2 separate regions of the Homo sapiens genome follow, and region 2 is linked to region 1. A link is an interaction called in ENCODE POLR2A ChIA-PET data of the cell type or tissue named here. Cell type or tissue: A673. All regions are shown on one strand. Each heading gives the region's core, and the rest is flanking DNA. Links, peaks and the distances in the headings are about the cores only. Region 1 overlaps TDRD9 (tudor domain containing 9). Region 2 overlaps LOC105370689 (a long non-coding RNA gene).

Evidence for each region. Peaks named below come from ENCODE experiments on the same cell type or tissue, not always from the same donor. Only the 100,000 strongest peaks of a DNase experiment are listed, where the experiment ranks them.
Region 2: POLR2A ChIA-PET joins it to region 1 with 7 read pairs; 3 of 35 experiments call an interaction of 5 or more read pairs at or near these places.

Annotation. Positions count from the first base shown.
Region 1 is chr14:103,961,243-103,976,317 of GRCh38, reverse strand. TDRD9 (tudor domain containing 9) reads right to left here. Exons shown (of 36, transcript NM_153046.3): 3 at 13,142-13,239; 4 at 10,764-10,985; 5 at 9,487-9,609; 6 at 5,697-5,777; 7 at 765-929. Among named protein-coding and RNA genes, the nearest start is that of RD3L, 26 kb to the right of the region's middle. In A673, for the core only: no CTCF peak of the experiment used is centred there; no DNase peak of the experiment used is centred there; H3K27me3 peaks cover 635 bases.
Region 2 is chr14:103,873,261-103,888,335 of GRCh38, reverse strand. LOC105370689 (a long non-coding RNA gene) reads right to left here. Exons shown (of 3, transcript NR_188198.1): 1 at 14,875-15,075; 2 at 10,741-10,941; 3 at 7,958-8,932. Among named protein-coding and RNA genes, the nearest start is that of PPP1R13B-DT, 33 kb to the right of the region's middle. RefSeq lists enhancers at 6,184-6,865, 7,549-8,231, 8,090-8,384. In A673, for the core only: no CTCF peak of the experiment used is centred there; a DNase peak (open chromatin) is centred at 7,775.

The DNA of each region.
Region 1 (15,075 bases), core at 8,021-10,520:
TAGGCAACAGAGCAAGACTCTGTCTCGAAAAAAAAAAAGAAAAAAAAGAGATGAATGGATAAAGAAAATATAGTATATACACACAATTAAATACTACTCAGCCATGAAAAAAGAATAAAATCCTATCATTCTGGGCAACATGGCTGAGTGAAGTTAGTGAAATAAGTCAGGCACAGAAAGATAAATACCACACATTCTCATTCAAATTTGGACGCTAAGAAGGCTGATCTCACGGAAGGAGAAAGTAGAAAAGAAGTTACTAGAGGCTGGGAAGGGGGGGAAATAGGAAGAGGTTGGTTAATGGACAGAAAATTATAGCTAGATAAGAAATAACTTCTAGTGTCCTTTTTAAAGAGAGATGAGGGTCCCACTATGGCTGGAACTACAGACCCCCACCACTACGCCCAGTTTTCGTGTTCTAGAGCACCGTGGGGTGACTACAGTTGACAAAAACTTATCGTTTATTTTCAAATAGCTAGAAGAGAGGATTTTAAATGTTCCCACCACAAAGATAAATGTTAAAGATAATTAACAATGATAAATGTTGGAGATGATGGATTTGCTAATTACCTTGACTTGATCATGACACATTATACCTATGTATCAAAATACCACACTATACTCCATAAATATGTACACTTAGTATGCATCAATTTTAAAATAATAATTTTCTCGCAGGGCCTTACAATCATAGGTGATGAATGCAGGTTTGATCCAATACAAGAGTACGCTCACTATAAAAGAAACAGCACATTCTAACATACCTTGCTATGATGAATGTGCTCCAAATCATTAAGATAATACTCTTCAACTGAATGGGGCTTGCCTTCCACTTCAAAAATATATGCAGGATTCATCTTGTTTTGAACAGGAACAGCAAAGTAGTCTGCAAACTCTTTACAGCTGATGGTAGCCGACATCAGGACCACCTACAGAGTAAGAGAAAACATTCAAATAAAACAATGAGAATCATCACAAATTAAATACTTCTAAAACTGCAGGCTTTTCTTCTGCTTCACTCCTTATCTAACAACTTTTGAGACTTTAAACAGACCACCCTGATTTAATCTCTAGTGTAATTATTGTAGTTTAAACAATGTTCAGAGATACCAACTTTTACTATTTCTCTTCGAGTACCTTTTCAAATGATAAATTTCATCTCCAATAAGGGTAAATTAAAACCATTTTTCTGAAAGAAAACTTTGCATCAGGAGACTAATTTTAAAAAAGAATAAGGCCCAGGTAAACAAAGATACTGTGGCTCACACCTATAATCCCAGCACTTTGGGAGGCTGAGGCAGGAGGACCACTTGAGCCCAGGAGTACAAGACCAGCCTGAGCAACAACATGAGACCACTGTCTCTACAAAAAAATAAATTAATTAATTAAAAATAAATTTTAAAAAAAGAGTAAGGCCAGGTGCCGTGGCTCATGCCTGTAATCTTGGGCCAAGAGTTTAAAACCAGCCTGGGCAACATAGCAAGACCCCATCATTACAAAAAATTTAAAAATAGCTGGGCATGATGGTGCCCTCTTGTAGTCCCAGCTACTCAAGAGGCTGAGGTGGGAGGATCACTGGAGCCAAGGAGGTCGAGGCTGCAGTGATCTATGATCACACCACTGCACTCTAGCCTGGGCAACAGAGCAAGATCCTGTTTCTAAAAACAAAAATAAAAAATAAATTAAAAAGAATAAGTTACTCTATGATGTGTTCCAGAGAAATGACAGAGTAAGCCAGCAAAGAAAACGGGATCTAGAAAACTCTAGCTCCAACTCAAGAAACTGGAGAAGTCCCAGGACGACAGTGGTGCAGGAGCAGAGGAACAACCCCAGACTGGGGCAAGATGACTGACTGCAGCTTCCAGTTTTGTCAAAAAGCAAATATGAAATGATATCCTTAAGAAACTCAGCCATGAATGACAGGAGCAGTGCATACAGCCCGAGACGTGCCAGGAGAAAGTGGCTGATTATGGAGGGTCTCCCAGCTCAGCAGTCTCCATAATGCTACGTGGGGAGTGGGCACAGCAGTCCGGCTGGCTGCTCACCACCTACTGTACATCGCAAGTAGAGGTATCTAAGAGGAAATCCTAGCCAAAAAGTAAACTTTTTTATTTTTGAGACAAGTTCTGGCTCTACCACCCAGGCTGGAGTGCAGTGGTGTGATGTCAGCTCACTGCAACCTCAGCCTCCTGGGCTTCAGTGATCCTCTCACCTCAGCCTCTGAGGTAGGTAGGACTACATGTGTGCACCACCACACCTGGCTAATTTTTGTGACTGTTTTTTGTAGAGGCAGGGTTTCGCCATGTTGCCCAGGCCAGTCTCACACTTGTGAGCTCAGGCGATCTGCCCACCTCGGCCTCCCAAAGTGCTGGGATTACAGGCATGAGCCACCACACCCAGCCAAAAAGTAAACATTTCATATAAGCATTGTTGTTGCAGTTATTGAGTAAAGAAAACATCTGTATTTTCCCCTTTGGAATGAGATACAAATGGTAAAAACTGTACAGACTAAAACTCATTTTGAGATGTCTGAAGTTAAAAAGAATGCTCTCAGAAGCCACTTGGAGTGGAAGAGAGGCTCCTAAGGGACACACCCCAGTCACCATAAATGATCTCTAAACTGGGTTTTAAGGAACGACGAGGCCAGTGAACTGCAGGACACAGAGTGCAGCCTGCAAACAAGAGGCCAAGCCTGGAATGCAGGGAGCAAGCAGGACTCAGCCTGGCCACCAGCCTCCCTCATCCACCCTCCCCGGCAGCCCTCTGCCTCTTCTCCAAACAGGCAAGTCAGCAGACACCCAAGACAACTGCCTGTCTGGAGTGGGCCTGAGCTGAGTCCAGTCAGCAAGAGGTGACAACAAGGTCAGTGGCTGGAGGATGGTATAGAGGAGGCAGTGAGAGGAAGCCAGGTCGGGGGAACCACAGGGACCTAAAGGTTGGGGGGAGAGGAAAGGGGAGGCCTTAAAGCCCATGTGCCCGTGCCCCACACCCAGGTCCTCTTGACAGCGGCACTCTCTTTAAAAGCTGATACAGATTTTTTGAGAGTTTTTTAAAAACCTCTTACAAAACCACCTAGAATATGGTGTCTAATTTCTTGGCCCAACTACATGTACCATATAAGTTTCTATATCGAGAAAATATGCTGCTTCACGTATTTGTTAATAAATCATGAACACAGTGAAACTGACCAACCATATCTTACAACTTATAAGTACCAAATTCCTTACCAACATGTCCATCAGTGTAGGGTTTTGTTAATCCACTAACACTTGTCTAACTCTTTTTACCATTGAAAACTAAAAAATGTGTAACCAACTCATTATTCTGACTTGAGTAAAAAAGAAGAGTCTTAAATGACATTCAAGAAAGGTCTCAATGTGAATAATCTTCAATGGCAGCTTGGTTAAGATTCCAAAAAGGACTGAAATAGCCAAATTCTCTCATTCATTTCATAGTCACCTCAAGCAATAAGACAACTGATTGCAAGTGTCGAGTTCCATTCATTCAGCACCCACCCAGTGAAAATATGAACATCCTAAGGCAGAAGCTTCCCCACCTGGGGACATGGGAAAGAGAAAGAGAAATGTTTTCCTCAACAAATAAACACTTGAAGACAAAATGCTTTATGGTTTAGAAAGCAACTGCTTTCCAAAGCAGCCCCATCATAGAATAACTGAATAACCCAACCATGCGGCCTTTTATCAAGCTGTTTCCCACAGACCTCTGCTTAGCACAGCTGGGTTAAGGTCGACCTATGAGTAGACTTATTTAGACTGCACAATTATTCTAAACCCTTCGCCATTTTGGCCTAGTTCACACCTTCTTCCTTTTTGTTCAAATAAGAAGTAAATGATATTTATCATTCCCATCAACTTTCAGTTAACTCTACTTACGTCTCTCAAATACTAGTACATACTCTGTTCTCAAATTTCAATGCACTTTGGTGCTATTTCGAACACAGGGACTGCAGATTCATTCACTTACTTTTTGTTTTGTTTTTGTTTTTTTTTTTAAATGCAGTCTCTCTCTGTTGCCCAGGCTGGAGTGCAGTGGCACAATCTCGGCTCACTGCAACCTCCGCTTCCCGGCTTCAAGCAATTCTCCTGCCTCAGCCTCCCAAGTAGCTGGGATTACAGGCGCCCGCCACCACGCCCGGCTAATTCTTGAGACAGGGTCTCATCTGTTACCCAGGCTGGAGTGCAGTGGCGCAATCACAGTTCACTGCAGCCTGGACCTCCCAGGCTCAAGCAATCCTCCGTCAGCCTCCCAAGTAGCTGGGACCACAGACACACACCACTATGTCCAGCTAGTTTTTGTATTTTTTGTAGAGATGGGGTTTCACCATGTTGCCCAGGCTGGTCTTGATCTCCTTGGGCTCAAGCAATCTGCCCACCTTTGCCCCCCAAACTGCTGGGATTACAGGCGTGAGCCACTGTACCACCCAGCTTCATTCACATACCTTTAAACTGTGGTACTTATTCAACCAAAAGCAAAGCTCAAAACCCAGCATGTCATTATAGTCAACTAGACCATTTTCTGCAGCCTGGAGAAAATATGAGAGTTTAAGGCAACATAATAACCAAAAAGTATCCGTACTCTGTTCATAAAAGAATGCCCCTTAGTTGGCTTCCTGGCAAGATCTGGTGTACTACACATGATCATGAATTTTAAGCGTCATCAGTTTCAAATGTTTCTGTTAAAATACAGTCAGCCCGGCCAAGTGCAGTGGCTCACATCTGTAATCACAGCCCTTTGGAAGACCAAAGCAAGCAAATCAGTTGAGGTCAGGAGTTCAAGACCAGCCTGGTGCAAAACCCCATCTATACCAAAAACTACAAAAAAAAAATTAGCCTGGCATGGTGGTGGGTGCCTGTAGTCCCAGCTACTCAAGAGGCTGAGGCATGAGAATTGCTTGAACCTGGGAGGCGGAGGTGGCAGTGAGCTGAGATCGCACCACTGCACTCCACCCTGGGCAACAGAGTGAGACTCCATCTCAAAATAAATAAATAAGTAAACAAACAAACAAACAGCCCTGGGCCAGGCGCGGTGGCTCACACCTGTAATCCCAGCAATTTGGGAGGCCAAGGCGGGCGGATCACGAGGTCAGGAGATCAAGACCATCCTGGCTAACACGATGAAACCCCGCCTCTACTAAAAATACAAAAAATTAGCTGGGCTTGGTGGTGGGTGCCTGTAGTCCCAGCTACTTGGGAGGCTGAGGCAGGAGAATGGCATGAACCCAGGAGGCGGAGCTTGCAGTGAGCCGAGATCACGCCACTGCACTCCAGCCTGGGCGACAGAGCTAGACTCCGTCTCAAAAAAAAAAAATACAGTCAGCCCTCTGTATCCAGATTCTGCATTTGCAGATTCAACCAACTGAAAATCAAAAATATTCAGAAAAAATAAAAATACAAATTTAAAAAATAGAGTATAGCAACTATTTACATGGCATTTACATTATATTCAGTATTGTAGATAACCTAGAGGTGACTTAGAGCATATGGGAAGATGTGCATAGGCTACATGCAAATACTTTACTATGCCATTTCATATAAGGCACTTGAGGATCCTCAGATTTTAGTATCTGTCCGGGGTCCCAGAATGCTCTATAGACACCAACAGACTATAGAGAGAAACAAAACTAAACAATGAATCTTAATCCTAAATATGTCTGTTACTCATGAAATCAAATTTACCTTCACAAAACGTGAATTTGTTCTTAAGAGTTTGCGGACTACCAATAGCAGGAAATCCATTTCTTCTGTTCGTTCGTGTACCTACAAAATAAAAAAGGGGGCACCCCCCACATGGCATCAGGCAACACACATGACACTGCTGACAGAAAGGCACCACTGGGGGACTGGGGACTAAACCAGTTCTCTCTGCTAAATGCAGTTCCTCAGGGGGCTAGTATCACTCCTGGTTAAGAGGAAGCAAAGAGCATCGGCCAACAGACCACAGACCACCCACTCAGTCACGGCCCCCAGTGTTTCTCCTTAGGGCCCCCTGAGAGACGGCAGAGTAATGTTCTGCACCCTCGCCCCTGCTCATTTACTGCCAACTGTGCCCAAGGTCACTGTGACAACCAGAAACCTCTCCACCTACCTCAAGCACAGAGAACCACTGGGCCAGCCTCCCATGGCCCCTCCTTGCCACAACCCCTGCCAGGCCTGCAGGTACACTGTCATCTGAGCAAGCAAGCACAGGGAAGAAGATGTGCCAGTCTAACACTGACCGGGAGCCATGTGACCCCTACAGGACACATTCCATGATGTGCATAACTGCAGCTCACAAGGGTGGGCAAGGGCTGGTCCTGGAAAAGCTGGGTCAGTCACAAACAGGTAAACCAGAGCAAGGTTAGGACCCGAGGTCAGTAGCACTGACACTCGGGGACAGCAGTCAGGGAGGCAGCACCTCAGACAGACCTTGCAGCCCTCCTCAGACAGAGACCTCACAGTCAGAGCCACCCCAGGACCCACAGCCCCCCCACCCCGCCCCACCCCAGAACCAGCTAGCACCCAAGGGCTAGGCAGCCTGCTACTGTTCTAAAGAAGCCAGTTACTCTAGAACTTAGGAAACATCAATGTACAAGGGGACGGTAAGATTCTATTCTGGGACATTTCTCAGCCGAAGTGGAGAGATAATTACTAAGTTTCAAAGAGGGAGTTCTCCTTTCCTCAGTGTAAGAGGTGTAAGGATTTATTCTGTAAGTAATTCTATTCCAGGCCCTACTATCTTCTGAACTTCCCACTGAAGGAGATGTCTAGAGAAGTAGCATAGAGAAAAGAAAAACAAAAATCAGTAGCTAAAAGGTATTTAACATCATCATAAATCTCATGCTGTCACTTGACTTCAGAACATTTCCTCAGCACAAACATCCTCTCTTTTACTTGAGAAGAAAAATCAAGGCTATCATCAGCAAAAAGCCCCAAAGTGAGCTCTCCTCAGCTTGTGGCAGTCTCTTCTGAGTTCACACACCCATCATCTTCCCTCTGCCCCGCAACCCACTGGCTCCAGGATCCCTACACCAGCCTTTCTAACACATAAACATACACACATCAGCAGATGGGTCTCCCTAGTACTCATCTTTATAACCTCAGCCCCTTAGGAGGCACCTTTTCCATAGCAGTACTCAAAAAAAAAAAAAAAGTTTATTGAATGAATGATTTGCTTAAAGCTAGTTTTTTTTGGGGGGTTTTTTTTTTGCTTTTTTTTTTTTACACAGAGTCTTATTCTGTAGCCCAGGCTGGAGTGCAGTGACGCGATCTCCGCTCACTGCAAGCTCCGCCTCCCGGGTTCACGCCATTCTCCGGCCTCAGCCTCCCGAGTAGCTGGGACTACAGGTGCCCGCCACCATGCCCGGCTAATTTTTTGTATTTTTAGTAGAGACGGGGTTTCATCGTGTTAGCCAAGATGGTCTCAATCTCCTGACCTGGTGATCCGCCCACCTCGGCCTCCCAAAGTGCTGAGATTATAGGCGTGAGCCACCGCACCCGGCCAAGCTACTTTATTCTTTTTTTTTGAGACAGAGTCTCACTCTGTCGCCCAGGCTGGAGTGCAGTGGCGCAATCTCAGCTCACTGCAACCTCTGCCTCCCGGGTTCACGCCATTCTCCTGCCTCAGCCTCCTGAGTAGCTGGGACTACAGGCGCCCGCCACCACGCCCGGCTAATTTTTTGTATTTTTAGTAGAGATGGGGTTTCACCATGTTAGCCAGGATGGTCTCGATCTCCTGATCTCACAAATCCTCGTGATCCGCCCACCTCGGCCTCCCAAAGTGCTGGGATTACAGGTGTGAGCCACCGTGCCCGGCCCAAGCTACTTTATCCTTAAGAGCTGGAAAGTTTAAAACATTATTCCATTTTAAACTGGCTGGCTATCTTCAACTTTTGTTCTTGTATTTGTTTTGAAATTCAAATAATCCCAGATAATGCAAACGATACTATATGTAAACCTAAAACTTCAGGTAGTTGAATCCAGTCCATTCATTTATGAAGCAAATAATCCCTGGGGCATCTACAAGGTGCTGACACCGCACCAGACAGAGGCAGAGCAGGAAGCTGCCGTGATGGCGCGATGGTCTTCTGTTGGTTACCGCTCCCCAGTAGGGCAAGCTCTCGAAGAGAGGAGCTAACTTTTGCTCAGCTATTAAGGCAGAGCTTGAGAAAAGGATATAGTCAGTAACACAGCATTGATGGATTTATCTGTGTCACTCAAGTATGGGTGTGCAAAGGCCACGTAGGCAGAGAAATATGTCAGACACACAGAAAATAAATGTAGGCACCAGCACCACAGCCTCTAGAGTAAACTACCCAGGGATGAACCCAGCAACATCACTAATTACTTGTGGCCTGAGCACTGAACTTCCTTAAACTTTAGTTTCCTTTTATGTAAAGTGGGCTCAATTATACTAAAAAGCCCAATGAATAACTATTACAACCTTCATAATGCCATCTTTTGGCATATTATCTATTAAATCTGAATTTGTCTCTACCTACTATAAAGATATTCAAAACTACCATAAGTCATAAAGAAAAATTCTGAACCGTATTATATATCACCCTATTTTGTAAGAAACAGTAGATCATTTTCACCCTCTCCTACTCTCCCACCAAATGCCCTACAATAATTTAAAACCAAGTGCCTGTACATAAGATCACAAACGCACTGACTCAGCTTTGCCTGGAGTATATGTTGTATTATTCGTTATCCCATGCATCAAAATAGAGTGCAGAGACACTACCCTAAACAGTTGCCCAAATGGGTTTATCCTTTTGGTTGTTATTGTTGTTTTCCAACGCAGTCTCACTCTGTTGCCCAGGCTGAAGGGCAGTGGCACAAACTCAGCTCACTGCAACCTCCATCTCCCAGGTTCAAGTTATTCTCCCACCTCAGCCTCTCAAGTAGCTGGGACTATAGGTGTGTGCCACCGCACCCAGCTAATCTTTTTTTTTTTTTTTTTTTTTTTTTTGTATTTTTAGTAGAGATGGGTTTCACCATGTTGGCCAGGTTGGTCTCGAACTCCTGACCTCAAGTGATCCACCCACCTTGGCCTCCCAGAGTATCGGGATTACAGGCATGAGCCCGTTGCCCAAATGGTTTGATTTCAGACTCTATTAAACACCCTACCCTTGTCTCACAACCTCTCACAAATCCTATTTATTTGCTGATGTGTCTAATTCCTCTAGAAATAAGTCAAGCTTCCCAAACAGAATTACTGATAAGGTTTAAAACACAAGAGTTTAAGAACCAGTACCAAAGTTCTTGGGAAAGTTATTCAAACACAACATTCCCCACCAAAAAACTCATGTTTAAAATATAAACAAAATCAAAAAACATTCCATCCTTACTGAGAAAAGTCCAGAAAGTAAAGGGGAAGGAAAAAATAAAGAAAGCTGAGACAGGCACAAAGACAGGGTTCACAATACTCTGAGAGTTTTTTTAAGAGAGATAAATATGACCTTTACAAGTAGATGACATCACTTACTTCATCAATGATGATATGTGTGAATTCCATCAAACTCTTGGCACTAACTATTTTCTGAAGCAGGACTCCAGTTGTCATATAAATTAGCCTGGTGTCCTCTGTTGCTATTTTCTCTAGCCCTACCTAAAATTGGAGAAGGAAAAAGGAAAGGAAAAAAGAGAAAAAAAAAGTTATGTCCATTTTATTAATATAATGGGGGTAAGAAAGGGAATGAAAAATTAAGGTATTTCGAAAGATACACAGGCTCCAAATTAAAAGTGACATTCTCAAGTCAATTATTTTCTTCTTTTTTGGGGGGAGGGCGGCAGGGGTTGGCTCATCTAATCACACTGCTATAACATTTTTATGTTAAAACAATTGTGTATCAAGACATCTTCTAGATTACAGATATAATTAAAAAGATAAAATTATAAAAGCCATAAGCATGAGAATTCTTACTGCTTTCCTATTCAACTGGAAAGAAATTACAATTTATTTTCAAGAAATTCTTTTTTTCTTTTCGAAACAGAGTCTCACTTTGTCACCCAAGTTGGAGTGCAGTGGCATGATCTCAGCTCACTGCAACCTCTGCCTCCCGGGTTCAAGCAATTCTCATACCCCAGCCTCCTGAGTAGCTGGAATCACAGGCATGTGCCATCATGCCTGGCTAATTTTTGTATTTTTAGTAGAGAGGGGGTTTCACCATGTTGGCCAGGCTGGTCTCAAACTTCTGACCTCAAGTGATCTGCCCGCCTCAGCCTCCCAAAGTGCTGGGATTACAGGCGTGAGCCGCCATGCCCAGCCTTATTTTCAAGAAATTCTGTTTCACTGCTTTTTAAAATTATGCCACAGTTCTCTTCTATAAGCAGCTGGTTTCTTTTTTTGTTTGTTTGTTTGTTTTTTGTTTTGAGACAGAGTCTCACTCTGTTGCCCATGCTGGAGTGCAGTGGCGCAAGCTTGGCTCACTGCAACCTCTGCCTCCCGGGTTCAAGCAATTCTCCTGCCACAGCCTCCCGAGTAGCTGGGACTACAGGCATGCACCACCACATCCGGCTAATTTTTGTATTTTTAGTAGAGACGGAGTTTCACCATGTTGGCCAGGCTGCTCTCAAACTCCCGACCTAATGTGATCCGCCTGCCTCGGTCTCCCAAAGTGCTGGGATTACAGGCATGAGACACAACTAATTTTCAGCAGAAAATGGTCACATACTATCAACTTACACAGAAAAAAACTTAATAAAATTAAGGAATAGAGAGACAGCTGGCTCTCTTAGTCCCTCCCTCCCTCCCAGTCTCACCTGGTAGCCCACCACACCTCCCAGGGTCCAGGCACGCTCTTTACTGATCCACCTGGCGATGCTGCTTGCCCCTATCTTCCGGGGCTGGGTGACCACAATGCTGCAGTAGGCGGAGCGCTGAACGTAGTGGTCCAAGATATACTGCGGGAGCTGAGTGCTTTTACCGCTTCCCGTGGCCCCATGGATAATCACCACGGAATTACTTTCTATCAAAGACACAACCTAGAAATTTAAAAAATTCTTTCAAAATCAGCACAAAATGGCAATGTAAAGTATCACCTATATTAAGAAGTCTTTCAGGATTTATTTTTCTTTCATCTTAAAGTTTTGTTTTGTTTTGTTTGAGATGGAGTCTCGCTCTGTTGCCCAGCCTGGAGTGCAGGGGCGCAATCTCGGCTCACTGCAACCTCTGTCTCCTGAGTTCAAACGATTCTCATGCCTCAGCCTCTCAAGTAGCTGGGACTACAGGCGTGTACCACCACACCCAGCTAATTTTTGTATTTCTGGTAGAGACAGGGTTTCTTTCACCGTGTTGGCCAGGCTGGTCTTGAACTCCTGACATCAAGTGATCCGCCTGCCTCAGCCTCCCAAATTGCTGGGATTACCAGCAATTTCCCAAATTGCTTAAAGTTATTAATTAACCATTCTAAACACAACACAAGAGAGCAAGGAGGCGACAAACGGTTGCCACACTTAAATGCAACTCTACTACCTATTTAACAGTAATTAGTGGCTGGGCACAGGTGGCTCACATCTGCAATCCCAGCACTCTGGGAGGCCAAGGCGGGCGGATCACGAGGTCAAGAGATCGAGACCATTCTGGCCAATATGGTGAAACCCTGCTTCTACTAAAAATACAAAAATTAGCTGGGCATGGTAGCGCGCCTGTAGTCCCAGCTACTTGGGAGGTTGAAGCAGGAGAATTGCTTGAACCCTGGAGACAGAGGTTGCAGTGAGCCAAGATCGTGCCACTGCACTCCAGCCTGGCGACAGAGCAAGCCTCCATCTCAAAACAAACAAACAAAAAAACAAAAACAACAACAAAAAAAATAGTAACTAGTGATAGCTGTGGAAAAACCAGGCCAGGTTAACTCCAGCTTCCTGGGTCTCAACTGCTTCTGTAAAAATGAAAATGTAAAATTAGATTTCTATGACTCTTCCCAAGTTTCTATTAACATTTTGTAATGAATCTGCAAATAATTCTACTGAACATGAGAAAAAGAGCTGTTACTACATTCAAGTGGTTTTAAAATGTCATCTTAAATTCTTCAGACATATTTTTATCTATTAAATATCTGTTTATTTATTTTTAGACACAGGCTCTAGCTCTGTCACCCAGGCTGGAGTGCAGTGGCACAATCATGGCTCACTGCAGCTTTGACCTCCTAAGCTCAAGCCATCCTGCCACCTCAGCATCCCAAGCCAGGACCACAGGCACGTGCCACCATATTCCACTAATTTTGGGGGGTGTGTTTTGTAGAGATGAGGTCTTGCTATGTTGCCCAGGCTGGTCTGGAACTCCTGGCCTCAAGTGATCCTCCCACCTCCAGACATATTTGGAAACAAGTAACTTCCACTTTTCCACTTACAGATTATATGCAGCATTTTTAAAACTCCACTCAAATTCCTCCTCCAGAACTCCCCGACCTCCACTCTAAACTTATTTAAGCTCTTATCCTTCTAACAATTGATATGGTCAGGAAATACAAATTAATTTGAATACTGGCCTCTAATTTTTAGTTGCATGATTTACTCTAAAGCAAAGTAAAAATTAAATTTGAAACATTTCTAGTTTTATCTGTAACTCCTTCTTCCAGTTAATAAAGGTTCCGATACGCTTACTCTTAACGATGCTTAATAACACGCAAGTAATTAGGAACTTAATCGTCCTACTGTTACATCTGCCTGGCATTGTTAATACAATGGTATGTCAATGATTGATTACATTAATCAACAGGCAGAGAAAGGGCCAACGCTGTAAAGAAAACCCAGTGGAAATGCTAGGGTATGTCATTTGCTTCATAAAAACATTTAGCAGTGAGTTTATTTAAACAAGAAGCTCTCCTGGGGAAGACTAAGTGTTTACTTGCAGATATTTTGAGGAAGGAAAGACTAGATAAACTAAATGTTAGAAGATGTACTCAGGCGAAGACTAAAGAAATTAAAGCACAGATCAAAAGAAAAGCCATCGATATGGTTACTACACAAAATCATCTGCAGGTTGGCCTGAGCACACCCTCCTCTTATCCACCACAGAACCTTGTACACCACAGAAGTGTTCACCTGGCAACTGGTAACTTTCAAATTAGAAACCAAAAGTATTGGGCCTCAGACATGTATTCAAACAGCAAAATTACAGTATAACAAAACAATTTTACCTCTTCCTTGTATCGACTTATAGGCAAATCAGGATATTTATAAGTTGTCCCTGGGATGCATGTCACACTGCTTAATTTAGCCAAAGATGGCCTTGGACCTGGATTAAGGCAAAACAAACAAATACAATGCCATTTCTTATCTGGAAAAAGATAACTCAATGTTCTAATCTATAGATACAGCATACACACACACACACACACACACACACACTCAAATACAAAAATACATTTTCTACAGGCTAAAACTGCCATCAGGGCAATACCAAAGACATGGAACGAACATAGGTATCCATCAATGGTGGATTGGATAAAGAAAACATGGTACATATACACCATGGAATAATATGCAGCCATAAAAAAGAATGAAATCATGTCCTTTGCAGCAAGCAACATGGATGTAGCTGGAGGCCATCTAAGCAAATTAACACAGAAACAGAAAACCAAATATTAAATGTTCTCACAACTGGGAGCTAAACCTTGGGTACACACGAACATAAAGATGGGAATAACAGACACTAGGGACTCCAAGAAGAAGAGGGAGGGAGGGGCAAGGGCTGAAAAACTTCCTACTGGGTACTGTGTTCACTATACAGGTGATGGGATCAGTGGAAGCCCAAACCTCAGCATCACCCAATATACTCTTGTAACAAACCTGAACATGCACCCCCGAATCTAAAATAAAAAGTTTAATTTCTTAAGAAACTTCCCTTAGCAGCCCACTATTAATCTTGTATAAAAGCAAACTGAGAACATTCTATCCCTCCATCACAGCCACCAATATTGCAAGCTCAGCACTGCCTTCTAAAACAGGCCTGTAAAACACGCACTCATTGCTGATTCAGTGGTACCAAAACAGTTAAAGAGAAAACTTTTCCTTGAAATTTCAACAGAATGCATCAATTTAAGTGTGCATTCCCTGCTACTAAAATACATCAGTGATAGCAATAAATAAATCAAACAATTTATGAAATACAGGTATCAGGAAAGCAGGCAGCTTGCCTCTGCTCAGGATACATGACACAGAGCTCTGACCAGGCACACTTCTCTGCCCTCTTGTAAAAACATGCCCTGCTCTCTGGCTGCACTACAAATTCTAAACCTCTGGTCATCACTTGACAAACTGGCAAATCATCAAAACTCACGGAAGACAAACTTTTGCTGGGAAATAAGTTTTACTTCCAAAATAAACTCTTAGCCAAATTTAGCACCGCACTCATTCCCTTACCCCACGACTCACCTTCCCTTCCTATCAGCCCCTTGTTTCTGACCAGCATCTCCTGCTGTGTCACCCTCGGCCTTTCCTAATAAAACACACAACCAGGCTTCTCTCTTGTTTTCCTACATCTTTTCCCTACATATATTCCCATTTTCCTAACTGGTCTAATAACATGTAATTAAAATGTGGCTATTTTCCCACATTTGAATCAAAGTTACGTGGTCCCTGTTCTCAATTATATAAACAGAGGAACCAGATCTGTCATACTTTCTCAAAGCAAAAATAGCTTCTTTGTGAGTATGTTCTTCCTAAAATATTAGTGACCCCTAACTCAGGAAAGCTGTCCTGCCGATATGGCTTTTTTTTTTTTCCTTTTTTCTTTTTCTTTTTTCTTTTTCTGGACAGAGTCTTGCTCTGTCCCCCAGGCTGGAGTGCAGTGGCGCGATCTCGGCTCACTGCAACCTCTGCCTCCTGGGTTCAAGCGATTCTCCTCCCTCAGCCTCCTGAGTAGCTGGGATTACAGGTGCCCACCACCACACCCGGCTAATTTTTGTATTTTTAGTAGAGATGGGGTTTCACCATGTTGGTCAGGCTGGTCTTGAACTCCTGATCTCGGCCTCTCAAATTGCTGAGATTACAGGCATGAGCCACCACGCCTGACCTATGGCTTTTTAATCTTCTAATCAGCCTAACTAGTGATTGCCAAGTTTACTAAAAC
Region 2 (15,075 bases), core at 6,429-8,928, 86 kb after region 1:
GTGGGGACCTGAGGTCAGGAGGCAAACGTGCAAGGTGGCTCATGCCTCTAATCCAACACTTTGGGAGGCTGAGGCAGGAGGATCACTTGAGCCCAGGAGTTTGAGACCAGCCTGGGCAACATAGTGAGACCAAAAAATATAAAAATTACCCGGGCATGATAGCACACACCTGTGGTCCCAGCTACTCAGGAGGCTGAGCTGGGAGGATCACCTGAGCCCAGGAGGTCGAGGTTGCAAATCACGGCACTGCACTCCAGCCTGGGTGACAGAGGAAGACATGGTCTCAAAAAGAAAAAAGGAGACAAACATCACCGGGGGCCATCCTGCAGGAGCTTGGGGAGTTTCTGCTGCTGCCTCCTAGAGACCTTCCTGCAGGGTGTGGCTCTTTACAGTTTGCACAGCTAGGTCCCCCCAACCCCATTCTCTCATGGAGGCTCCAGAGGGGCCCTGATGGCCTAGTCAGCAGGGCGGCCAGAACGCACTGCCAGTCTCCTAACTCTGAGCCCAGTGTCCTTTGGGTCGGCCAGGCTCAGCCCGAGCTGAGGGGAGAGGGAGGAGAGCCGGAGGCCCCACCAGACGGTGAGAGGAGGGAGGGCAGCAGCCAGGGTGGGTGCACAGCAGGTGCCAGGCCTGGAGGGCATTCATGAGCCCCTTTGAGGCCTTTGGTCTCACCTGCCTGGCAGGGAAAAGTTAGAGGTCAGAGGCAGCTGAGGAGGGCACAGCGTGTCTGGGTAGATGAGGGGGCAGAGGTGAGAAGGCACCATCCACCCTCCAGCTGGATGGGGCGGGAGACCGAGCTCCCACCAGGAGCTCTGAGCTTTCGTCTCATGGCCCTGGCAGTACCTGTCACGACAGGTGGAGGCTCAGGTGCGGACAGTGTGCTCACGCCCTCCTGGCTGGGAAGTCTCATGGGCCTTGACTTCAGGCTCCTCAAGGTCCCATCTGTTGGCTCCCAGGCAGAGGAGATGCCTGGCCTGTGGTGAGAGTGTGGGGTCCGGGTCCCCCAACCCCCACTCCGCCTCACTGGGCCAGTTTCAGCTCTGTCAGTCGGTGCCTGGCTGGCCCCCCTCTCCCCAGAGAATCCCAGTGCCCCCTCCACAGTGTCCAGCCCAGACACCTTGGTGGCCCAGAGGTACCCAGAGAGCAAAGGGGAGGGAGGCAGGGGGCAGCCAGGCTGGGCTTGGACCTGCGGAAGCCCACCCTCAAGCCTCCAGGCAGATGGAAGGCGTGGTGCTGCCGCCCCCGGTCCTGCTCAGCCTGGCTGGAGTGTCTATTCTTACATCCATACTTCCTGCTTCTTTTCCGGTTCTAGGTAAAGGCTGAGGGGCTCTATGGGGCCTGGCTTCTCACCCAAGCCTGATCCCACTTTCTGGGCAGAACCATGAAATGGGGGGCTCCTACACACCTCCCCAGAGAGGGTCCTTCTGCTGCAGGGCGGCCTTGGGGATGCCTCTGCTTAGCCGCAGCCACTGCCCACATGTCTGTCTGTCTTGCACCCCACACTTCCCACCCCCAGATGCATTCTGTCACACGGCATCCTGCCAGACCCAGAGGAACCAGAGAGGAGGAAGGAGTGGGCTGGAGGAATCAAGAGGAGACTGCCTCGCTTTTTTGTTTGTTTGTTTGTTTGTTTTCACTAGAGACAGGGTCTCGCTGTGTTGCCCAGGCTGGAGTGCAGAAGCTGTTCACAGGCACGATCAGAGCACCACAGCCTCAAACAGGAATCCTGGGCTCAAGCGATTCTCCCGCCTCAGCCTCCCGAGTAGCTGGGACTGTGGGTGTGCAACACCTTGCCTGGCCTGGTTTTCTTTAAAAAGAACAATTCTGAGCTTTATCTCTGGCGCCCCTGGCTGTGGATCCACAGAAGCAGGGATCGCGTCTCTCTCACTTGGGGGGAATCTCGGTGAATTGTGAAATGCGTTCCTGCTGCGGCAGTGAAAACTGATACGGCCCCGCGGGGTTCACAGGTCACAGCCGTGGGGGGACGGTGGCTATCAGTTCTTTCGGCCACCAGCACTCAGACACCAGTTCGGGCGCAACTCAGGCAAAAAGAAGACTCTCCTGGAAGGAGGTGGAGTGTCTCCAGGTGAAAGGGGAGCCCACCCTTCCAGTCTGCAGCCTTGAAACTGGGGCCACCTCTAGGCAGGTCAATGTCTCCCTGAGGCACAGCCAGCTCAGTGCCGGGGCTGGTGATATTTCAGGAAGCTCATGGAAATGATTTCACTTATTCTAAAATCAGGAGAAAATGGACTTTTAGGTTGAAGAAAAGGTTTGTATGTGGACTCTTAACATATTCATTTTGCCATCAATGCAGTTACGGCCCTTCCTCATACCTACCCCACAAACCGGGGGCTCCTCCCTGGCCCATCAGGCTTCAGGAGGAGAGTCTGACCCTCAACTAGAGTCAGGGCCCACTGGGGGACCAATCGGCTGAAGCCCGTGGGACAGGATGACCCGGTCCAGACTTGGGCCACTCCATGTCAGGGACATTCCTGGAGAAGGGTAGGGGCTAGGAGCCCCCACAGTGGGCTCTACCCTGCCGTTGTGGTCCCCTGTGGTGGCTGCCATCAGAGTCTCCCACCTCCAGGCTGAGCCATGCCCTTGGTCTGCCCTCTGCCCTCTCACAGGTAGGCACCCGCATGCAGGAACCTTGGGGCTGCAGGCGAGGGTGGGGCACTCGCCCGCTGGAGCAGGCCAGCAGAGGCGGCATGGCCATGGCCACTTTCGAGGTCAGCACCACCGGCCCTGACCTCGGCTGTGGGAGGACAAGGACGCTCCTGAGCATGCAGGAGTTTGCTGGAGGGACCATCGGAGGGAGACCTCCCCCAGGCTCCCTGACAGCTGGCAGGGAGCAGGCATGGGGGGGACTCTGGGCCACAGGAATTTGGGAGATGGTATGAGAAGGGGCCATCCTTAGTGGCCGTGGATGGAGCCAAGACCAGCCCCTTCTTTGGTCCCCGTTAGGTCCCCTGATAAAACCTCATCAGGCTGGGGCAGAGTCTACTTAAAGGATAGGGGAGTAGAGGCCAGGGTGCCCCCCACTGTGCTTCCTGGGAGTCCTGGATCAGCTTTTCTGAATGCTGGTTCTCTAACCAGAGCCTGGAGAAGGGACGGTAACATGAAGAGTTTGCAGCATTTGGTGGTCGAGGATCCATATGAAGGGCATCCGGCTTGGGGCTGGCATGCTGGATCTCGTAGCGAAGCTGGTGACTGGCCTCCCTGCGAGGCCAGGGCCCCCTCCTCAGGAGCCGCCACAGCCACCAGGCAGGAAAGTCCACTGTGGAGCCATCCAAGCCAGAAGGGGCCTCAGACATCATCGTTTTGCAGATGGGGAAATGGAGGCCCAGAGAGGGAAAATGATTAACCCAGGGACACACAGCAATTATGGCAGAACCGGGGCTGCCCCATGGGAGAACAATGGGCTTTGGGACAGGCTTTGGACCAGCTGTGGGACTCTGGGCAAACTCTTTCCTCCCTAAACCTCACTTCCCTCTTCTGTAAAGAAACCCAGCTAGGCATGGTGGCTCACGCCTGCAATCCCAGTACTTTAGGAGGCTGAGTAGTAATCCCAGTACTTTTGAGGCAGGAGGATCGCTTGAGCCCAGGAGTTTGAGACCAGCCTGGGAAACATAACGAGTCCCTGTCTCTACAAAAATACAAAAATTAGCCAGGTGTGGTGGTGTGCACCTGTGGTCCCAGCTACTCAAGAGGCTGAGGTGGGAGAATCACTTGAGCCTGGTAGGTCGAGGCTGCAGTGAGCCAAGATGGTGCCACTGCCCTCCAGCCTGGGCAACACACCAAGACCCTGTCTCAAAAACAAACAAACAAGAAAAGAAAAAAAGAAAAAACTTCAAGGACCAAGCTCATGCATCGCTGGAGCAGTGCGGGGAGAAGGAGAGTGAGGAGAATCTTGAGACGAGATAGATTCTCAAACGGACATTTACAGAGCCCTCATTACTAGGCACTTGCCAAGTCCTTTGGGGGCATCTTGAGACTCTTTTTTAATTTTAATTTTATTTTGTTTTATTTTTGAGATGGAGTCTCGCTCTGTCACCCAGGCTGGAATGCAGTAGCATGATCTCAGCTCACTGCAAACTCCACCTCCCGGTTTCAAGCTATTCTCCTGTCTCAACCTAAGGAGTAGCTGGGATTACAGACATGCACCGCCATGCCTGGCTAATTTTTGTATTTTAGTAGAGACAGGGTTTCACCATGTTGGCCAAGCTGGTCTCGAACTCCTGACCTCAGGTGATCCACCTGCCTCAGCCTCTGGAGTAGCTGGCGTACACCAATACGCCTGGCTAATTTTTGCATTTTTGGTAGATACGGGGTTTCACTGTTAGCCAGGCTAGTCACAAACTCCTGACCTCAAGTGATCTGCCCGCCTCAGCCTCCCAAAGTGCTGGGAGAATCGTTTTCTAATTTAATTAATTTTTTTTTTTCAGAGATGTTCCTCAGGACTCAAACTCCTGGGCTCAGGTGATCCTCCTGACTCAGCCCCAGAGTAGCTGGGACTACAGGCATACACCATCACCCTTGGCTTGGGAATCTTGAGGGGAAATGAACTAGCCCAGGCCTTCTGGGAGCCAGAGGAGGTCATGACAGACAGCAGGAGGCCGGGAGGCTCCCAGTCATGACAGACAGCAGGAGGCCGGGAGGCTCCCGGTCATGACAGACAGCAGGAGGCCGGGAGGCTCCCGGTCATGACAGACAGCAGGAGGCCGGGAGGCTCCCGGTCATGACAGACAGCAGGAGGCCGGGAGGCTCCCGGTCATGACAGACAGCAGGAGGCCAGGAGACTCCCAGGAGGAAAGTCTGGCACGCTGTCCCTCCCAGACCACAGCGGCTCTCCAGGCCCTGTAGTGGGACAGCCTCTCACCATCCCCCTGGCCTTGGAGTTTCTGTACATCCTGTGCCCTGCAGGCCAGGGTGCTCTTGCCCACGTGTCAGCCCAGGCCACCCAGTGCAGACCCAGGAAATCTTCCAGACCTGTGGGAGCCCCTCATCCCCACCCTGTGTGCACTATGCACCTGGGGCACACCCAGGGCACCTTCCCAAGTGCTGACTATGTCCGGGCACCTGGGCTGCGCCATCTCACCCTCACAGCCACCCTTGAGGCAGGTGCCCTGATTCTTATCCCTGTCCACAGCTGAGAGAAGCCAAGCTCAGGGAACTGGGTCGCAGAGCAGCGGCAGGGGCTGCATCAGGTCTGTCTGTGTCGCCTCGACAAGCGCAATGTCCCGTCAGGGCAGCTTCTGAAGCGGGCCTGCCCTGCCTGCCGGTCTCTGAGACAAGCTCCCTGGGACCGGGCTGGAGCCGGTTGGTCTTTGTGGTGTCCAGGGACTACCTTGCGTGCAGGGCAAGGTTAACCAGGTCCCTGCCAAGACTGCGGCTCACATGTGGCATCCCTACCCAGCCCACTGCCCTGCAGGAGTGGCTCCACTTGGCACTGAACTGGAGTAGGCTGTACAGTTCTGTCCCAGGCCAGGAGGGGAGGGCCTGAGGCCAGGTGCAATTCCCCAGGGCTGGTCCTCACAGGTCCTCCCATGGTGTTAGCAGGGCCCCAAGGCCCCCACCCAGGCCCGAGGCCTCCTTGCTGTTCCATCCGGCCCCAGGGTGCAAGCGCTGCCATTTGGCACTTACATAAAGCATTCAGCAGGCACTCAGCCTGGGCAGGGCCGGGGAGTGGGAGGCAGCTCCTAACATCTGGAGAACATCACCTCCCTGTCCTACATGCTGGAGATAATACAGCTTGTTTGTCTGGGGAGATGCACCTTCCTGGCTGTGCCCAGAGCCGACGGGGCTTTTATGCAATCGAGTGTTTTCAGTGATGACCCTGGAGAGCCACCCCACTTTGGGGGTGAAGGAGGGCCCACACTCGAATATTTTCTATATTGTAAGTTATTTAATCCCTCTGGAGTGGATCTCTCCCAGTGATGTGAAATAAACCAGCTTTCTCTCTTGAGAGTTGTCCAAACCCTATGTACAGAGTAGTCTACCTTTTCCCCCACGGATCTGCAGAGCCAGCTCTTTGTGGGTCAAGTTCTTTAAGAGTTTAGGTTTGATCCTAAAAGTAGCAGAGACCAGTAAACCACTCTAATCCAGGGGGCTGTAGCCTGAGCAGAGAACCATGGCAGGGCAAGCTGGGCGGTGGCTGCTCTCAGCCGGGGTGCGGGGGGGGTATGAGGAGGCAGCAGGGAGGCAAAGGAGGGGCAGGCTTGGAAATAACCTGGGGGGTCTGTTCCCAGTGAGGTCCTGGCTGTCTCCCCTGGGAGCGCTTCTGCAGGCAGGGTCTGCTCTTGGGCAGCCGGGTCTGGCTTCCCTGGCAGGGCCAGGAACGGGGCCCGGAGCCCTGCACGAGACGGATCTGACTGGGTGTCCTGCCTGAGAGCGCCTTCATTTCCCGGATTCCAGGAAGGCTCCCAGAGGGGCAGCGGGCAAGCCCTCAATAGGGGTGTGCGCATCCTGCAGCTCTCGCCAGCCCTTCCGGTGGCCAACAAGAGGCCGGGTGGAGTTTCTGGGAGTGTGTCTGGCCATCCGGAGTCAGGGGCTGGCAGGCAGGAAGGCCCCAAGTTCAGCTAGGCCCCGAGCCTCCCAGAACAGCAGGGAACCGAGGTCCAAGAACCAGCCCGCAGTCACAGAGCAGAGCCACCAAGGGAGAGCCCAGGGCTGCTGGGGGAAAACGGGTGGTGGCAGCCAGTGCCTGGCTGCTGGCCCTGGCCCTCTGTGTGGCCTGGACCCTTCGGCCCCTCCCTGTCTGAAAGCTGCTGGCTGACCGGCTCCACGTTCCAGGTGTCCAAGGCCATGCACAGCCACGTGCTGACCGTGAAGTTGTCCCTGAGCCCAAGCATGCCGACCAGTTGGCCTGGGCACTGCCACGGCAGTGGAGGGCAGCACAGACACAGGCTGCAGGCGACAGGCCTGCCCAAGGGGGAGTTGGCAGCGCACCAGAGGCGAAGGCAGATTCTGAGTTTGCAGCCTCAGCTTCCTGGGGCAGGGGGCAGAGCTAGGGAGGCAGAAATGTGGGAGGGCAGGAAGATGGGGAGAGGCCAGAGGGTTCTGGTTGCCTCTGTAGAAAGGCTGGTGGGGTCCCCTTGCAACACTGGCCCTTGGGCACTCAGCATTCAGGCGGGGCCATGGAGGCAGGCTGCACCAAGACGGAGGTGACCAGCTGTAGGGTGGACTTGGGGATGAGCTAATGAGGCACAGAGAGGGAGGGCTGTGCCCAGGGAAGAATGACTGGGGACCCTAAGAATGAAGCCCAGGGAGGAGGGGGCGTCCCATGCGGGAGACATGGAGTCCCATCACCACACCTGCCAGTGGGCCTCTCTAAATCGCCCCTACCCTTCCAGCCAGCTGCCCCCGAAATGCTGGAGCAGCAGAAACAGCGCAGCTGCTGGCTCTTGCTGGGAGGCCCTGCTCCCGACAGAGCTGTCCTCAGGAGAGGGCAGGGGAATGGGGTTGGAGGGAGCATCCAGCCAGCTGTCTCAGAGGTTGGGGGAAGGAGAGAGAGGAGGCTTGCGCTGTGGATACCCACTGGTGACTTCCAGCAAACAGCTCAGGATGAAAAGGGCTGACTGGAGCACTAGCTCCTCCCATGACGAAGGGAGGTGGGCATTGCTGCTGGGCGACCCCTGGCCCGGGCTAGGAGGGTGGGGGAGCCATTCATCCCAACAGCTTCTCATTCGGTGACCCTGAAACAGGGGGCAAAGCAGGCGTCAGCGTTTCCCGAGCATTTCCTCTGGTGGATCTGCAGCACGTGGGCACGCTTCCAGGGCACTCTGCCAGTCCCCAAAACCACACACGGGGTTGCCACAGAGGGGACTGAAAACATACTGAGCAGCTTCAGTGCTGGACCACAATTGTAAGCACATTTTCTAGCGGCGATTTCACGGTCCTCAAAAGGTGAGTCCCTTGGGTCCCTCCCAAGGAGCCCCAGAGGCCGAGAGGCCAGTGCTGGTTAATGGACCTCACTTTATTCCAGCTTTATTAGCTAATGGCAGCTAAAAGTGATTTTACACAAAATAATGTGTCGGAGATCATTGTTCCCGGGCACAGGTCCCAAATTCCAGCCCACGACCGAAGGCCAAACGTGCCCGTTAATGATTAAACCTCTGGAGTCAGTGCTCAGGGACACAGGCAGGGAGCAGCCCGGAGAGCTGCCGGTCAAGGTGCCCGGCCGGGTGGGGGTGGGGCAGCAGCCAGGCCCCGCCCAACAGGAACCAGTTCCTGCCCAAAGCAGGAGGGGAAAGGCTTTTCCACCAAGGGAAAGCTAAATATTGTCTAAATCCGGCACCCAGGACGACACACAGGCTTCCCATTGTCTGCCACACAGCAGGTCTCGGCCACGGCCCAGGTTGCACCCGTGTGAGGTCAGGGAGGGTGGAGCATCCCGGGGAGGGGGCCTGCCCCCACCGTCTTCCTCTGCACCGAGGCACATTCTTGGGAAAGGTCTTATGTTGCCAAAAGGGCTTAACCACATGACACAAGTGAGCGTAGGTGGGCACCAGTGAGGAAAAGCCATCCTTGGCAGCAGAAGCCGGTGCAGGGGCGACGCTTCAGACCACAGGAAGCGAGCTCTCCACGGTGGCCGAGGGCTTTTCCACTCGGCGAGCCTGGGCACCAGTCCCAGCTCTGCTACCTTTTCGCTGTCGTAGGTTATCTCAGTTTCCTCCTCTGTAAAATGGGAACGTGGTACCTGACCTCAAGGTCACCAAGAGGTCTACCGAGTGGCCCCTGTGAAACACGTAGTGCCGGAGCCCTGGTACCTGCAAGCTCTCAATACCCGGCGATCACGTTCATTACGATTAGGATCACCAGATTCTGTTCCTTTGCGAGATCCTTTCCAACTGCACTTTCATGTCAGTGTTCGTTTGCAGGTTGATGTTGGACCGTATTTACATTCAGTGTTTGGGGCTGACCGGGAAGAAATCTGAAAGTGGAAGAGAAGGGAAGGCACCGGTAACCTCGTCTTCCCAAGAGGAGGTCAGAGGTGAGTGTGAAAGTAAACATATTCTTTTTTTTTTTGAGACGGAGTCTCACTCTGTTGCCCAGGCTGGAGTACAATGTCACCATCTCAGCTCACTGCAAGCTCTGCCTCCCGGTTTCAAGCAATTCTCCTGTCTCAGCCTCCCGAGTAGCTGGGATTACAGGCCCCCACCACCACGCCTGGCTAATTTTCGCATTTTTAGTAAAGATGGGATTTTAGCACGTTAGCCAGGCTGGTCTCGAACTCCTGACCTCTGGTGATCCGCCTGCCTCGGCCTCCCAAAGTGCTGGGATTATAGGCGTGAGCGACTGCACTTGGCCTAAAAGCTCATTATTGAAAGCCACTCAGTTACAGAGCGAGACGACCTCAGAAAGCAGAGAAAATGCGCCCGCTTTAAGTTTTTTTTATATGGGGGTCTTATCTGTATAAAGACTAAACTAAGCTGTGCCCACGTGCGCGGGTGGGCTGATAGCATGACAGAATTTATTATTCGGTTGATTTAAAGAAAACTATCCTTGACATTTTAGTATGCAGGTACAAACAGCATAAGTAGAATTATCTTGAAAGCATATATTATTGTGTCTATCAGAACATCTGGACTTTTCATCGTTGTGGGAGTGTGTCCTTGCAGGTATTTTTAAGCTGTTTTCTCATTTGTAAATATCTCAGTACTATGTGACTGGCAAGGAATGTCCTTTACTAGTTTTAAGATGAAGTTTGTTTTAAGATGTTGTGACCCTGGCTCTCCTAGGCTCTTGTTTCCCTAATAGCAGAAAGAATATTATTTAAAGTTACCAAGGGCCGGGAGCAGTGGCTCATGCCTGTAATCCCAGCAATCTGGGAGGCTGAGGCAGTCAGATCACTTAAGCTCAGGAATTCAAGACCAGCCTGAGCAACACGGTGAAACCCCGCTCTGCAAAAATACAAAAAGTAGCTGGCAGCGTGGTGTACGCCTGTAGTCCCAGTCACACAGGAGGACTAGGTGGGAGGATCGATTGGGCCCCGGAGTTCGAGGCTGCAGTGAGCTGTGTCCACACCACTGCACTCCATCCTGGGTGACAGAGCAAGACCCTGTCTTTAAAAATTAAATTAAAACATATGCCGGGCGCAGTGGTTCAAGCCTGTAATCCCAGCACTTTGGGAGGCTGAGGTGGGCGATCACCTGAGGTCGGGAGTTCCAGACCAGCCTGGCCAACGTGGTGAAACCCCATCTTTACTAAAAATACAAAAATTAGCTGGGTGTAGTGGTGCGCGCCTGTAGGCCTAGCTACTTGGGAGGCTGAGGCAGGAGAGTCACTTGAACCCGGGAGGCAGAGGTTGCAGTTAGCTGAGATCACGCCACCGCACTCCAGCATAGGCAACAGAGAGAAACTGTCTCAAAAAAAAAAAAAAAAAAAAAGTCTGGGCATGGTGGCTCACACCTGTAATCCCAGCACTTTGGGAGGCTGAGGTGGGCAGATCACCTGAGGTCAGGAGTTCGAGACCAGCCCAACCAACATAGTGAAACTCCGTCTCTACTAAAAATAGAAAATTAGCTGGGCGTAGTGGTGGGCACCTGTAATCCCAGCTACTCGGGAGGCTGAGGCAAGAAAATCACTTGAACCCAGAAGGCAGAGGTTGCAGTGAGCCGAGACTGTGCCGCTGCACTCCAGCCTGGGCAATAAGAGCGAAATTGCATCTCGAAAATAAATAATAAATAAATAAATAAATAAAGTTACCAAAAAAGCAGTAGAAGAAATAAAAATAATTACATTAACAATAAAGTTTGTAGGGTAATGTGATGTAGCTGAATTCCCATCTTTCACATGGAGGAGTCAGTAGTGTCTAAAATTTGGTAAGTCGGAGAAAAGAGACGCTGTGCATGGCGCAGAGCTGTCCAGGTCATTGTCAGCAGAACTACACACAGCAGGAGTCAAAGGAAGCAGCTCTTGGGGAGACCCTGGGAAGAAAAACTGGGGTGGGGAGGTTGGGGGCACAGTGTTACTTCCCATCATAAACATCTCTGTGTCGGCCGGGTGCGGTGGCTCACGTCTGTAATCCCAGCACTTTGGGAGGCCTAGGCGGGTGGATCACGAGGTCAGGAAATCCTGGCTAACACGGTGAAACCCCATCTCTACTAAAAATACAAAAATTAGCCAGGCATGGTGGTGGGCGCCTATAGTCCCAGCTACTCAGGAGGCTGAGGCAGGAGAATGGCGTGACCCGGGAGGCGGAGCTTGCAGTGAGCCAAGATCGCGCCACTGCACTCCAGCCTGGGTGACAGCGAGACTCCGTCTCAAAAAAAAAAAAAAAAATCTCTGTGTCATTTATGACTATGACTGTTTTGCTTTCATTCAAAGGACACTTTGTTGGCCAGCTACGTTGGCTTGCGCCTATAACTCCAGAATTTTGGGAGGCCAAGGCAGGAGGGTGGCTTGAGCCCAGGAGTTTGAGATCAGCCTGGGCAACACAGTGAGACCCTATCTCTATTACAATAATATAATTTTTAATATGTTTAAGTATAAAATTATTTTTTAAAAAAAGATGCTTTGTTGATTTGTTTGTTCATTTACAGACAGGGTTTCTTTCTGCTACCCAGGCTGGAATGTAGTGGCAAGATCACAGCTCACTGCAGCCTCAAACTCCCTGCCTCAAGCAATCCTCCTACCTCAGCCTCCCGAGTAGCTGAGACCATAGACGTGCATCACCACTTCTGGCTACTTTTTTAAACAACTTTTTGTAGAGACAGAGTCTCACCATGCTGCCTAGGCTAGTGTGGAACTCCTGGCCTCAAGTGATCCTCCCACCCTGACCTCCCAAAGCACTGGGATTTCAGGCCTAAGCCATCATGCCCAGCCAAGACACTTTGTTAATTATAAAAATGTTTGGAGTCATCAACAATTTCAGAACTAAAAATGTAAGTTTGCAAAAAGATCGGGTTCCATTTACCATTTGGCAGAAGCCCCAGAAGAGAAGGTGTCTGAAACCAGCAGGCAGCTTGAGCCTCAAGAAACCATCTGCCTCCCTGGTACTTCTGCCACTGGTTCTTGGTCCACCTGTGGAGCCGTGAGGCTCAGGAGGGGTGTCCTTGCCTACTCCCAAGGGACAGTCCTCTAAATATTCAAAGGCAGCTCTCCTGCTCCCCTGAGCCTTGTCATCTGCAGGGTAAACTTTACCCACCTCTCCAGCTGTTTTATGGACAGCCTATATGATTCTTTCTGGCCAGAAACCCCAGCAAATCAGCATATACAGGGAGACAGGAGTGGTCCTCTGGCTGCTGCTGAGAACACACCATTCACCCACCCATCCACCCACCCATCCACCTATCCACCCACCTCCCCATCCACCCACCCGCCCAACCACCCATCCACCCACCCACCCACCCAACCACCCATCCACCCATCCATCCAACCACCCATCCACCCACCCACCCATCCACCCATCCACCCATCCATCTACCCATCCATCCACCCATCCACCCATCCACCCATCCACCTATTTATCCACCTACCCACCCATCTTTTTTTTTTTGTTTGAGACGTCTCACTCTGTTGCCCAGGCTAGAGTGCAGTGGCATGATCTCGGCTCACTGCAGCCTTCGCCTCCCGGGTTCAAGCAATTCTCCTGCCTCAGCCTCCTAAGTAGCTGGGATTACGGGCACATGCCACCATGCCTGGCTAATTTTTTGTATTTTTTTTTTCTAGTACAGATAGGTTTCACCATATTGGCCAGGCTGGTCTCAAACTCCTGACCTCAGGTGATCTGCCCGCCTTGGCCTCCCAAAGTGCTGGGATTACAGATGTGAGCTACCATACCTGGCCATCCACCCACCCATCTATCTGTCTACCCACCCACCTATTCATCCATCCATCCATCCATCCACCCACCCCACCCCCACCCACCTGTCCATCCATCCATCCATCTATCTACTCACCCACTCATCGACCCATCCATCCATTCACTCACCCACCCATGCACCTGTCCATCAATCCATCCATCCATCCACCCATCCACTTGTCCATCAATCCATCTATGTATCCACATATCCACCAACCAACCCACCCATCTATCCATCCATCCATCCATCCAACCATCCAACCATCCACGCACCCATCCATCCATCCATCCACCCACCCACCTTTCCATTTATCCATCCATCTGCCCATCTATTCATCCACCTGTCCATCCATGCATCCACCCACCTGTCCGTACACACACACATCTGCCCACTCATCCGCCGGCTCATCCATTCATCTACCTACCCACCTACCCACCCTTCCATCTGCCACTTCCTGTTTCCTTCTCAGAGCCAGCACCATGAGCTCTGTCCTTACAGAACATCGAATGCAAGGGCCAGACTGACCTGTAAGCCAGCAATGACCACATGGGATGAGCAGTGTTGGGTCAGCCCCAGATGCAAGAGCATCAAAAAATACTTCCTGTTTGGGGGAGACAGTGAGGAAGACACTTGAATAACCAGTCTCAGGTTAGGGCAGCAGAGAGTGGGAGAAGCAGGGGGTTGTCCACATGGCCAAGTCTGACCAACTCAGGGGTCAGGTCAGAGAAGAACAACGATGTCACCAGTAGTAGTGATTCTACAGCAGTCTCCAGCCTCCTTCTGCAGACACCCTCCCCAACCTCAGGAAAGGCTCTGCAGCAACAAACTCAGCTTTGGAGCCCCTCCTGCTTGTGTCCTGGCCTGCTTCTCCCACTGAGTGTTCAACCTTGGGCAATGAATTCCCTTCCTGAGCCTCCAATCGCTACCTGTATAAATGAGAAACAAGGCTGAGTCTGGTGGCTCATGCCTGTAATCCCAGCGCTTTGAGAGGCTGAGGTGGGTGGATGGCTTGAGCTCAGGAGTTTGAGACCATCCTGGGCAACATGGCAAAAACCTGTCTCTACTAAAAATACAAAAAATTAGCCAGGCATGGTGGTACGTGCCTGTGGTCCCAGCTACTCGGAAGGCTGAGGTGGGAGGATCGCTTGAGCTAGGGAGGCAGAGGTTGCAGTGAACCAAGATCGCGCCACTGCACTCGAAAAAAAAGAAAAGGCTGGGCGTGGTGGCTCATGCCTGTAATCCCAGCACTTTGGGAGGCCGAGGCGGGTGGATCACGAGGTCAGGAAATCGAGACCATCCTGGCTAACACGGTGAAACCCCATCTCTACTAAAAATACAAAACATTAGCCGGGTGCGGTGGCAGGCGCCTGTAGTCCCAGCTACTCGGGAGGCTGAGGCAGAAGAATGGCGTGAACCCAGGAGGCAGAGTTTGCAGTGAGCCGGGATCGCGCCACTGCACTCCAGCCTGGGCGATAGAGCAAGACTCTGTCTCAAAAAAAAAAAAAAAAAAAAAAAAAAAAAGAAAAAAGAAAAGCATTGTGAAATGTTCTTGGGGGTTTGTGTGACAAGGGTTTATTGAGTACCTGGTATATGTCAGACACAGTTCTAGGCCCTGGGATACAGCTGTGAGCCGAAGTCTCGCCCTCGAGGCCCTGTGAATTAGAGTGAGCGCCAAAAGCATGCAGCACAGCAGGGCTGAAAAACCAGCAGCCTCAAGAAGTGTTGCCTTTTTTTTTTTTTTGAGACAGGGCCTCACTGTCACACAGGCTGGAGTGCAGTGGCAAGAACATGGTTCACTGCAGCCTCTACCTCCCCAGGCTCAAGTGAACCTCCCACTTCATCCTCTTGAGTACTTGGGACTACAGGTGTGTGCCAAGCCTGGCTAATTTTTGTATGTTTTGTAGAAATGAGGGCTGGGCATGGTGGCTCACACCTGTAATTCCAGCACTTTGGGAGGCCGAGGTGGGCAGATCACTTGAGGTCAGGAGTCCAAGACCAGCGTGGCAGACGTGGTGAAACCCTGTCTCTACTAAAAATACAAAAATTAGCCAGGCATGATGGTACGTACCTGTAATCCCAGCTACTCCGGAGGCTGACCCAGGAGAATCACTTGACCCTGGGAGGTGGAGGTTGCAGTGAGCCGAGATCATGCCACCACACTCCAGCCTGGGTGACAGAGCGAAACTCCATCTCAAAAAAAAAAAAAAGTCCGGGCGCAGTGGCTCAGGCCTGTAATCCCAGCACTTTGGGAGGCCAAGGCAGGTGGATC